Regions from separate parts of the Homo sapiens genome. Here region 1 is linked to region 2. The links are chromatin contacts, found by Hi-C or POLR2A ChIA-PET in ENCODE. All regions are on one chromosome and are shown on one strand. Each heading gives the region's core, a stretch centred on a gene start or an enhancer-like site at or near the end of the contact. The rest is flanking DNA. Distances are from core to core; before and after follow the strand shown. Region 1 holds the start of RIN2 (Ras and Rab interactor 2). Region 2 overlaps SLC24A3 (solute carrier family 24 member 3).

Region 1 (5,662 bases), core at 3,163-5,662, 70 kb before region 2:
CCACGGCTTGGCTAATGACCCATCAGCCTTCTAGTCATCTTCTTCAACTCCCCTTGTCACTCCCCATCCCGCCCCATCTGATAGGTCCATTTTTCTCAAAACACTCCTTCCCTTGACTTCTGTGACACCACCCTGTTTAATACATATCTCTAAATGAGAATTGTTACTTTTTGTGCTTTCGAAAAATCTACGAAACAAATCTTGAGATATATTTGCTCAGCATTGGAGACCTAGAAATGTCTGCAGATGAATGTTAAATTTGCACAGCTGTGCCTCTTTGATCACTTTCCGAAGGCTCCTCCACTAGCCCACAATTCTCCTTTGAGTCCCTGAAATTCTAACTCCAACTTCCTCACTTTGTCTCCTTAATTGCAATAAAGCCTCAATAGCTGAGGTTACTGGTCTGTGGAAGGTGCTCTAACAGTAGATTGAAGGCAAACTCTGATTTAAAAATACCTGATTTCAAACAATGGTTGCTTGTGAACGGGGGCTGCAGCTCCTATGAGGAGGGATTGCTGTTAGCAGGCTTCTGTTCCAGGTCTGAGACACCCAGAGAGTGACATTTACTTACTTTTCATAAGCAAATGTCCACACACACTTAGACACCCTAGAGAATTCACTTGGCCAGCACCCAAGGAGAGAGGAATGAGAGAACAGAAAATTCACTGAGCAGGTGTACTTTCTCACTCAATGGATGTAACTAGCCAAGATGAAATAGTGATCTCAGGACAAGAACCCTGAAGTTGCCACCCCATCTACAGAGCTGCGTTTGAGGGGATTCTCAGAGTTGGAAAGGCTGGTTGAAATCTGAAGGCTTCTGGGCAGCAAAAAGGCAGTGCTCTCCAGAGGCTGGGGTTCCCTCAGATCATATCTGATCAAACCCAAAGAACCTATTCATATTAATCGGATGCATGGAAGCTACTTGAGTTAATTGGATACACAGATCAACAATCCACTCTAAATTGACAAGGGTGGATTATTATGCTTTTCTAGTGTCCAGAATATACATTTTTACTATCCAAAATACCACATATTAGATGGAATCAACATTCCTTGGAAGTTGGCCTAGACATTATAAGATTTTGGGAGAACTAAACAATTCCCTAGGTGAATTCCTTGGAACACTGGATCCAGAAGATACTTCATGAGAAAGAGTGTTCTGTGGCCAAATAAAGTTGGCAAGCATCCCATACTATGGTGTCATTCTAAAGAGTCCCAATGTATGGTATAACAATAAAGACTCCTTAAAGTCCTGCCATAAAAAAACAGACAACATTAGCATTTCCCTAACATATTTTATCACTGTAACTCATTAGTGATTGTTTAGCAAAACTGCATCCTAAAACACAACTCGGTGAATCCTGCTCTGTACATACACTGCATGGAGTGTGCCTCTGGGCAGGTTCGCCTTTAGCAAGTCCACTGTGCTGCGGCAGAATGACAGACTAATTTTAGGCTTTCATTTCCTCACCTACAAAATGCAATGAATACTACTGTTGTGAGAAACGACTGAGATACTATTTGTAAATCCATTTTATAATGTGCTACAAAAATGTTACCTGCTTTCTTCAGAGGCATTACAGTCCTGAGGGTATACTTCTTGCTGTGCAACTTCTCAAAATGCCTTGACAAAGGGACACTTTTGTTCATTCATTCATTCAACACCCCCTCCTTGAGTGGTAGGTCTTAAGGGCTATGGCCTGGTTTTGGACCCTGGGAAGCTTACAGACAGTGGGCAAGTGAGGTCCACTGTATTGCTTTAAGAGATACATACACATACACACACACAAGGAATTCTGGTGGCAGTGAGGGGGTGTCTTACTGGGGAAAGGAGGACAGGGTCGGGGAAATCTTTCTTGCTGAAACTATTAGGATTCTTGAAGGTTCATTAGGTAGGTTGGATATACAAGGGGAATTGGGCACAAGGTCAAAGCACTATAATACAGAGAGTATGTGAAGAATGGGCCTCCCATTAATGGGTCACACGAGCATGGACCTCTCAGGGTAGCATACCCTGTGTTTCATCTGTGATACCTGATTCATCTGTGTCCTCCAAGCAGAGGAAGAGGGTTTAGCTAAGCAAGGAGGTTCTTTCTGGAAAGTGGAAGTCCTGAAGTGGGTAGTGACCCTTGACTTTGGATAAGGTGTATGGCAGGACACCTTGGGTGGGGATAAGAGTGCTGCTGCGAAGTTATCTTTAAATAAGCACACGCCATAGCCATCCTGGGAGTCAAGCTCCCTCCCACCTGCCCTACACTAGAGGTCAAGTGTGGGCTATTTCAGTTTCCTCCTCTGCTCTGATGAACTGTCTGCAGGAGAATGTTTCCAGACAAAGGTCTTGATAGCAGGTTGGTTTTCCCCGTGTCTCCAGCCTCCAACTACTGAGAGCAAGTCTCCAAACCCAAAAGCTCCTGTCAACAGCCTTCTTCCCAAGTTCCAAAAGCAAGGGCCCTTCACTGTCCCGGGACCCTACCCATCCCTAGCCTGTGATGCTCTCTCTGGAGGTGCCAAAGCACGGGAGTGCATGAGTATTCCAGAGGCAATATTGGAACCTGAGGCAAAAAGGAAAATTAGCACCTCTATATCCACTTATGACAATATCCTCCTACATTTGAATTAGGTAAAAAGTTAATAAAAGCTCTGCATTCAGTGAACGTGACTACATCTGAAGCCAGAGTTGCTCAATCTGTTGCATGCCACTGTCAACTCTCAAACCACCAGGCAAGGGAACAAACAAATGGGGAGGTGGGGGAGGGAGACTGGATATGACTGTTCCCATTGAACAATGAAGCAGGGTTCTTTTTTTTTAGACAGAGTTTCACTCTGTCACCCAGGCTGAGTGGAGTGGCACAATGTCGGCTTACTGCAACCTCTGCCCCCAGGTTCAAGTGATTCTCCCACCTCAGCCTCCCGAGTAGCTGGGACCACAGGCACATGCCTTCAGGCCCAGCTAATTTTTGTATTTTTAGTAGAGATGGGGTTTCACCCTGTTGGCCAGGCTGGTCTTGAACTCCTGACCTCAAGTGATCTGCCTGCCTTGGCCTCCCTAAGTGCTGGGATTACAGGCATAAGCCACTGCACCCGGCCTATGAAGCAGGGTTCTAACAACACCCACCTGTATTTAAAATGTTGATTTTTGCTTATCATGAATTTTTTACATTCAATTTGGTTTTGTTAAAAAGATTGTATTAAAATACTATTTATCTTAATGATGGAGTGCTGCCCTGTGTGTTTCTTTTTTCCCAGTAAGCCCTTTGCACTCCCAGCAAGTGTTTCTTTTTGCTTCAGTATTTACAGTCCTTTTGGTCGAAGAGTACTCTGATGTTTCCTTACCGATGACAGCGTGTTCCTAAGAAACCCCAATGTGCCCAAAACCGCGCAAGGAAGTGCCGCTACACTGCGGAATTAGGAAAGCCCCAGGGATTTAAGAGCTCTGAGAAGACAGGCGCCTCTCAGGGCCCAGGGGACCGATCTTGCCCTGTATTTCTTGGCAACATATCATAGGCTTTCAAGCTGAACTTCTGCAAATCCTGCTGTCCCCGCGCGGTCGAGGGGCGCGCCACCGCCGGTGGGTGGACGCCGAGCTGGTGGGAGCCCAGGCCAAGGGTGGAGGCCAAGCCCAGAAGGGGGCGGGGAGGCCTCAAAGTGGGAAAGTGGCCCCGTCCCTTCCCGGCAGGAATCCGGGGCTCCTCCTCCGCCCGCTGCGCAGCCATCAATCACCGCGACAGCCCAAGTGCCCCCTGCCCGGACACAACAACCCTCCTGCTTTTCCACCCGGGGGAGGAAATCTCCGGTCGGAGCATCTGCCCTGCACACTGGCTGGACTCACCAGTGGGGTCCGCGCTGGGGATCAAAGCTGTGCGACACCGGGTCTGACCCGCGCGCTCAGGCGCAGGGAGCACTTGACACCCCACAGGCAGCCCTGCAGGTAGAACTCCTCAAAGGTCCCTACCAAACTCCGTCCGGTGCACACGCACGCACACCCGCACCTCCGCACCTCGAGCCATAGTGCCTGCACCCTCCAGCTGTCCCTCACCCCAGCCCCGCACAGGTCAGCTGAGGACACCCGGTGACCCTGCCGGGACCAGCGGCCACCTCGCGCTCCGGAATGTCACTCTGCCCCTTGTCCCCACTCCCTGATCCCCCTTCCCCCTTCCGTTCCCCACGATCCCCGAGGACGCGCTCTGGCTGTCTTCCTCAAGTCCCCTCCGGAGTAGGGAGAGAGTGCGCACAGCAGCACCCACGTCTGGAACCCCAGAGAGCCCCGCCCGTGCCCGGAGCCTCTCCGGGCTCTCTAGGTGCGGGCACAGGGGGTGGGGTCTCCGCTGCCACCGCCCCTTACCTCTCGCGGGCCCTCCCCGCAGGTCCCGGAGGCGGGGGCGACCGGTGGCCCCAAAGACGAGCGCGGGGCTGGGTTTCCCCGCCCGGGAGGAGCAAGAGGAGGAGGAGGAAGAGGAGGAAGGGGGAGAAAGGAGGGGAGGGGAGGGGAGAGGAGAGGAAAGAGGAGGAGGGGAGGGAAGGGCTTTGTGTTTGCCTCGGGCCGTCCCTCGGCAGTAGGGAGCCATCCCCCTCCCCCAGCCACCTTCCTGAGCTCGCAGAGGAGATGGGGCGGGGGTGATCGGATCGGAGGCAGCGACCAAGGCGCCTGCGCGACCCCAGGTCCGGCCCATCCCTCCATTCCCTGTAACCGCCAGCCTCCGCCCCTCTTGACAACCACCCGCTACGCTTACCCTGTTACAAGGAACCCAGGCTGCAACCAGGAAAAACTGCCATCAGAAAGTTTATCTAAGCCGGAGCAAACTTGGCTGGACCGGCCCCTGACCCGCCTTGGCGCTGCCGCCCCTGTCTTCTGCGGTCCCCGGCCAGGCGAGGACCAGAGTTTTGTTCTCGGAGATTCTTGCCTTTCTTGTTTTAGCACAAACGCGCACGCACCCCTTTCCCATAACGAGCCCCTCCGCCCAACTACAGATCCCGGGATCTGTTGCAGGGGCTGGAAAGGCCCCACTCGAGAGGCCTGAGCTGGCTGCGGCTCTTGGTTCCGGGGCAGGTTCTCCAGGGTTGGATACGCTCTGGACGCCTGGGCGGGTTGTTTTGCTTCGGCCTCGCTGGCCAGGGGCCCGCCCACCCCGCCTGGAACGCGGTTTGGATCGGCGCTGGGAGCCCTCCGTAACCCCAGCTGAAGGCCGCGCAGGCAGGCGGGGACGCCGGAGCTGCGGGGCCGGTTCCCAGCCAGCATCCAGCCTTTTCGGAATCAGGCGGGTCCCTGGTGATTCGCTGGGTTTTCCCACTTCCCACGGGGACCTCACCTTTGGGAATTAATTGCTGACAGTGTTAGAGTTACAAAGTAGCCAGTGTCACGGAGGGAACCTCAAAGAGACAAAGGGACACCTCGAAGGTGTCAGAGAGACGGTTGTTTTGGACAGAAACAGAACAGCGAAGCGGAAAGAAAACAGACCTTATTTCTGTTCTGTTCCACTTCAGATAGTAGCAGAGGAGACTTGGATTTCATTGGTGTTGGTTTTCGTGATTCCTGCCTTCTAAAATCCCAAGACTTATTTATCATTTATCATCAGCTCAGATCCCAGGAAAACAGTCCACTGCACTTCGGTTTCTGCTCCAAGTCACCCATTAAATAAATAATTGAACACCTGCTGGTGCCAGG
Region 2 (6,105 bases), core at 3,502-6,001:
GGCTAGGGGGATGGTTTGGCAGATGGCCAGGTGGGAAAAGAGAGGAGGATACTCAGGTCAAAAAAGAGGTGGAATGTGTGTAGGTGCAGGGGGTCGAAATGGGGGTGGGGAGCTAGGAAGACCTCCAGTGGGCTTCTGTTTTCCACGTTTTCGCCCGATAATAAAGCGTCAGCGGACGCAGCGCCACCTGGTGGAATTTCTCAGCATCGTCGGTCAGCGCGCCGGAATCTTCAAAGAGGATTTGAAGGCTCTCCCTAGACCTGTATTACTAACCTGATTAACTGCTAATTCACCTCTAGAAATAAATATGCATACATATTTCCATGTATTCCTCAATGCAATCCAGATACACAGTGCCTCTACCTTCCAGAAAGTTTGCTGTGCCTCTTTCTAGTCAAACCCTCACCCTCTACCACCATAGATATTGTTTTTACTGTTCTCCAACTTCAAATAAAACCATATAGGATGTTTTCGTGCCTTCCTTCTTCTTTTCAACATAATGTGATTGAGATTCATTCATGTTGCGTGATCCATTCCTTTTAATTGCTGTGTAGTATTCCCTCCTATGAATGTGCTACGATTTGTTATCCATATGGCGGTGGGTGAGCATTTGTTTGTTGCCAGTTTGAGGGTATTACAAGCCAGGTGACTATGAACATTGTTGTACAAGTCTTTTTGTGGTCATGTTTCATCTCTCTTGGACGAAGACCCAGGAAAATTGCTGAGTCATAAGGTGGGTATTTATTTAACTTTATAAGAAACTGCCAGTTTTCCAAAATGATTGAACCATTTTATATTCCCACCAGAGTTAAGGAGGAATTTTTATATTATAACATTTGAACAGTAATTAAATGTTTAATAAAATGTATTTTATAATTTTAGACCAGTATCCAGTATTTGTTTCATATATCCTACCAATCTCCAAATAGTTTCTTAAAACTGCATAGATAGAAAAAGTATCTAACATTATTTCTGGCACCCTCTGGCCTCTCTTAAAGGGCCGAGGCACAGTGTCTATGGGAGGCAGAGGGGTTTCTCATTAGATGGTGCTGGGCTCCGGTCCCTGCTCTGTGGCTTATGAGTTGAAAGACTCAGTTAATTAAACTCTCTACACCTCAGTTTCTTCATCTGTGAAAATGTGTATACAGCAGCACCGAGCTCACAGAGTTGCTGGGAGAATTAAATGAGATGATATTAGGATGAGGGCTGGGACAACATGAGCTCACAAGTCGTTCCTGTCAAAATCCTGGGAGTCATTCTTGATCTTTCCCTTTCTTTTATCCCCCACAGCCAACCCTGGCAACCTGACAGGACATTCCCACCATCTCATCATCCCCACAGCCTCCGCTGGGGCCAGGTTCACCAAGGCCTGGCTGACAACCTGGCTTCCTACGGGGACTACTGCTCCAATGCCTATCCTACCTCCATCTGTTTGCTACCAGTAGCCAGAGGAAAGAGTCTCAAAAACCAAATTGTTCTAGAACCTTCCACTGGCCTCCACTGCCCTTAGAGTAAAATCAGGTCTCCCCACCATGGTCTGTAAGGCACTGCCTGATTTTGCCGCACCTGCCACTCTCCCTGCTCACATACTCCCTGGTCTTGGCTAACTTTCTGTCCTCAGACACTCCAAGCCTTTTCCTGCCTCAAGGACTTTGCCCTCGCAGGTCTTCTGCCTGGATCTTCTCATGGCAGAATCTGCCCTGTCACGCAGGCCACTTCACTGCTCGAATGTCACTGAGCCCTCAGATAAATCTAAATATAACTCTCATCATCTCACTCCAGCTTTTCTATTTGTTTCATAGCAAATATTTTTATTTGTTTCATGCGAATATTTCCTGTCTTAAACCATCAGGGTTGTTTCTTAATTTATTTTCAGTCTCCCTCAAATTAGAATAAAGTCTATGAGAACAGGGGTCTTCTCACTTGTTTAGCACCTGATTGAAAGGCAGGGATAGTGCAGGGCTTATATTGCATTTTCAGTAAATATCAGTAACAGTAGTAGTAATAATGTTATTATGAACAATCTAATCAGACAGACCAAAGAAAATTACTTGGTTTTGAGAATCTAAGGCTATCCAATTTACAAGTACAGAGTAAAGCAAACAAACAAAAAAAATAGTAAGAAAAGAGAAGTGTTTTCCTATTAGCTGCTATGAGTCTTGTTAGATTTAAGCTTTGGAGATGGTCAAGTGAATGATGAGAACATAGAGACTGTGCTTGCTTTGTAAATCAAGAAGCCTGGCTGAGAGTTGTTTGGAGAGGGGCTTCCAGATGCTGCAGAATCCAGGATATGGCCAGCTCTTTGGATCCCAAATGCATCCTGGAATTTGGCACATTCCTAAATCCCGCAATGTGCTGATAAGGCATTTACCCATGTGGAACCTCCTAGAATCCCCTCAACGGCCTTCCATATGGCTGATGCCCTCAAACGGACAGAGTAACTCGGTTTAGTTTAAAATACACACCCAATCAAAGATTACGAAGAAACACAGGAAGAGGAAGAGAAATGATCCCAACTTGGCTCTTTCACATTCTTCAGAAAATAAAAAAAAAGAGGGAAGAAAAAAATGAAGTCAGAATTTACGAGTGCAAGAGCTTGGAAAATGATATTGATTAGACAAAGTTGTAAGAAGTGTAAGTTAGTGCCAGTGAATTTTGAGTTTTTATCAACTGCTTTAAAAATTTCTGACTGGACACTGGGAGGGCATTATATCTGGAAAACATCATTTTCAATGACATATATGCTTTCTTTAAGTTATTGCCCCTTTGTAACAACAGAACCTTAAAAGCAGAAATTCAATGAGCATTATCTGAATCATATATTTAAATGTAATGCAGCAAATATAACAAATATAAAGGTGTTTTTTAAAAATGATTTTGAGGAACAAAGGCAGTCAAATAAAGATCACCCACATTTTAGCTGGTCTTAATTTTCCTTTTTTTTTTTTTTTTTTTTTGAGACAGAGTCTCACTCTTTTGTCCAGGCTGGAGTGCAGTGGTGCAATCTCAGCTCACTGCAACCTTTGCCTCCCAGGTTCAAGTGATTCTCCTGCCTCAGCCTCCTGAGTAGCTAGGATTACAGGCGTGTGCCACCATGCCTGGCTAACTTTTGTATTTTTAGTAGAGATGGGGTTTTGCCATGTTGGCCAGGCTGGTCTCCAACTCCTGAACTCAGGTGATCCGCATCCTCCCTTTGCATCCCAAAGTTCTGGGATTACAGGCATGAGCCACCACGCCCAGCCCTTAATTTCCATTTCTGAATAAAGGGTTTAAAAAGGTTTCCTTTCCTCTTTGAGTCAACAACATTTCTGGACATTTTTCCATCTTCTGCTCTATTACCATTGGGTCAAAATAGAGCAACAAGGGGGATAGGTTTATTCTTCATTCATTCATTTAATAAATATCTGTGAATGTCCTCTATGCCATTTTGTGCCAGGCACTGCTGCAGGTCCTGGGGGTACAGCAATGAATTAAGAGAAAAAACTTCCCTGACCATGGACCTGATGTGTTGGTGATTACCTGATTTCACAAAAGTCAGCCAGCAACTGAGAGCTGAAGCCAGGGGCCGGAGCTGGCCCGTAAGCATGATAGTATCCCTTTGAGTTGGACTTGGCTTTAACAAGCAAAAGGATTTGTTTCTAAATTATGTTCCTCAGTCAGCTTTGAAGAAAGCTGAATTCTATCAAAGAGAGAAAAAGTTATTGCACAGTATTTTAGACCTAGACCTAAACATATACATTTGTTCCGATAATATCGGCAATAAAAATGTACACTGTTTTAAAGTAAAAAATACAGAAAAAACATAATTTTGCTTTGGAAAAACCTACTTATATTTTGGTGTATTTCCTTCTAGTTTTTCTTTCCCATGGAAATGTGTTTACCTACATACACATGAAAAGGTTTCTTTTGCTGTCTGTCAACAATAAGGCTTTCTTCACCCAAGAGATAACAATAGCTGCACGTTTATATGTATGTATGTGCATATACCAAGTGTAGATGTATATGTGTATATTGTGTGTATATAACCTATAATATAGTATATACATATATAAACATAAATATGTTAATATCTGCACATATATTATACATGCATACAATATATTAAGTGTACACAGTATACATGTGCATGTTAACACTATGTTATATCAATCTTAAATTGCACACTGTACATATATGTACATATATGAACTCACAACAGTATTCACATACTCCTAAATAATTACTTTCTTGGTAATCATCATACCCATTATAGTCAAGTCCTGAGAGAAGAAAGCACTGTGGCTGGGTGCCAGAAACAGGGTACTCATGCCTTGCAGAATGACTATGAGAGAGAAAAATGTCCTCATCATGTGGACGGATCTTTTTCAGTCCACAGGAACTTGACTTGATAGGAACCCATCTGGGGCTCCCAGAACTGACTCCCTGGCTTCTCAATGCCCTCTGCTGGCCGGAAGCACCCGACAGGCTTCTCACCCATAAGCAGAGGCCTGCCTGCCCCAGGAAGCGGGCCTGGCTGGACATTCAGTCCCCTTGCCTTAAAATGGAGTTCCTAATTCTGGGCCTGGGATTCCTTAGCAGCTGGTGGAGGGGAAGAGACAGTTGTAACTGGGGGAGCCCACTCTTTTCAAAGGCAGACCCGGGCTCTGAATCAGGCTTTCCCGCATCTTAGAAGAACTGGGAAGATTGCTGAGTGCCTCTAGGTCTCTAGCCTCTCCGTGCTCCAAGTGTGGCACACAGACCAGCAGCGTCAGTGTCACAGGATGGGGGGCAGCCGGTTCTTGATTAGCAATGCAGACTCGGGCCTCACCCTAGACCTCCTGAATCAGAACGTGCATTTCATTAAGGAAGCCCTGGTGAGAAGGGCTGCTAGAGAAGAACTTGGAATTCTGCTTTCTATCTTGGCAGCTGGGAGCCCTTGAATGACATGGAGACCCCACGGGATGGTACGACCACACAGAGTATCGTCTCTTCTCTCCTGTCTGTGCTTCAGGAAGGACACAGGAGGGGATGTGGGGTTCCTGAGCCTCAGGTGAAGCATCTGTTGGGGGTGAGATGCCTGCAGCCATGTCTCCTCATACACAGGAGCCCAGAAGGTGTGGCTGGAAGGTCTGAGGCCTCCATCATCTGCAACCTAATCACAGTGAGACAGAGGGTGGCGAGCACGAGTTTCAAAGACCTTGAAACCCCACAGTTAGCTCTCATCCAGGAGAGAAATACGGAACCAGGGATCTGAAAGGGGTGCTTGGTCCCAATCAGTAACGAGGCCCAGGCACTGGGCCAGACTTGGTCTCATCTCACACACACATCTTTCATTGTCCCCTGGAGGGGTGCACTTGGGGATTCTGGGCTCCCAAGATGCTAACATAGAACTTGGTCACTTACAGAACTTCCACTGGCTCGACTGTTTAATTAGTGAAAGATTTTAGCGAAATAAGCATTACTGGAGCTTGGTTATGGCCAGCTAATGGCGGACTCTGAAAACAGGGGTTGAGTAAGTGGAATTCTAGACACAGGTCCCTAAGATTCTCAGGGTCTGTGAGTGGGATGAGCTATCAGCCTCGTGATTCTGCTGTGTTGTATGGCACAGTTGACCTTTAGGTAGAGAGATTGTGCAGGTGCCTGATCTAGCTGCAAAGAGTCCTCAAAAGCAAAAGGGGAGCCAGAGAGATTAGGAATGATGGCGGGAAGAGCTCCACACATCCAGGTGAAGGTGGAGGGGCTCTGTGGCTTTTAGGAACAGTGGGACATCCCCAGCTGACAGCCATCAAGGACCTGCACAGCCGCAATGAACCGGTGCCTGGTAATGATTTCTCCCAGAGCCTCTGCAAAGGAATGTAGCCCTGGCTACACCTTCATTACGGCCTGTGAGACAGAATCCAGCAGGACTTCTGACCTACAGAACTGTAAGCTAATCAGAGGGTCTTGTTTTGAGCTGCAAAATATGTGGCATTTTGTTATGCAGCAACAGAAAATGAATGGAAGGGTTTACAAGGGAGGAAAGGAGTGTTTTGCCATTTAATCCTTAAGATGTTTTTGTCTTGGTTGATAGGAAAGGTTGCCAAGAAATATATCTGATGGTGGCAAAATGGATAAAGAACGAGTGTA

What was found. A loop is a pair of places that touch in the nucleus more often than their neighbours do. ChIA-PET counts read pairs that join two places held with the same protein, here RNA polymerase II (POLR2A). Pooled maps may share reads with other maps.
Region 1: a loop to region 2 is called in a map of heart right ventricle, with 5 times the contacts of the local background. The contact joins the promoter of RIN2 here to the enhancer-like site in region 2. A Hi-C loop is called at or near these places in 51 of 168 maps with a recorded cell type or tissue (CD14-positive monocyte, Caco-2, Calu3 and 30 more) and 31 of 50 pooled maps. POLR2A ChIA-PET finds 5 or more read pairs at or near these places in 6 of 52 experiments (AG04449, Caco-2, MCF 10A and 3 more).

The regions. Positions count from the first base shown.
Region 1 is chr20:19,757,008-19,762,669 of GRCh38, reverse strand. It overlaps RIN2 (Ras and Rab interactor 2), which reads right to left and starts at 4,412. Exons shown (of 13, transcript NM_018993.4): 1 at 4,343-4,412. RefSeq lists an enhancer at 3,449-4,023.
Region 2 is chr20:19,686,883-19,692,987 of GRCh38, reverse strand. All of the region lies in intron 12 of SLC24A3 (solute carrier family 24 member 3), which reads right to left. Among named protein-coding and RNA genes, the nearest start is that of RIN2, 68 kb to the left of the region's middle. Within about 2 kb of position 4,751, at least 6 of the 41 ENCODE cell types and tissues checked have a DNase peak (open chromatin) inside an H3K27ac peak, as active enhancers do; they include ascending aorta, gastrocnemius medialis, heart right ventricle and 2 more, where a contact is called at or near this core.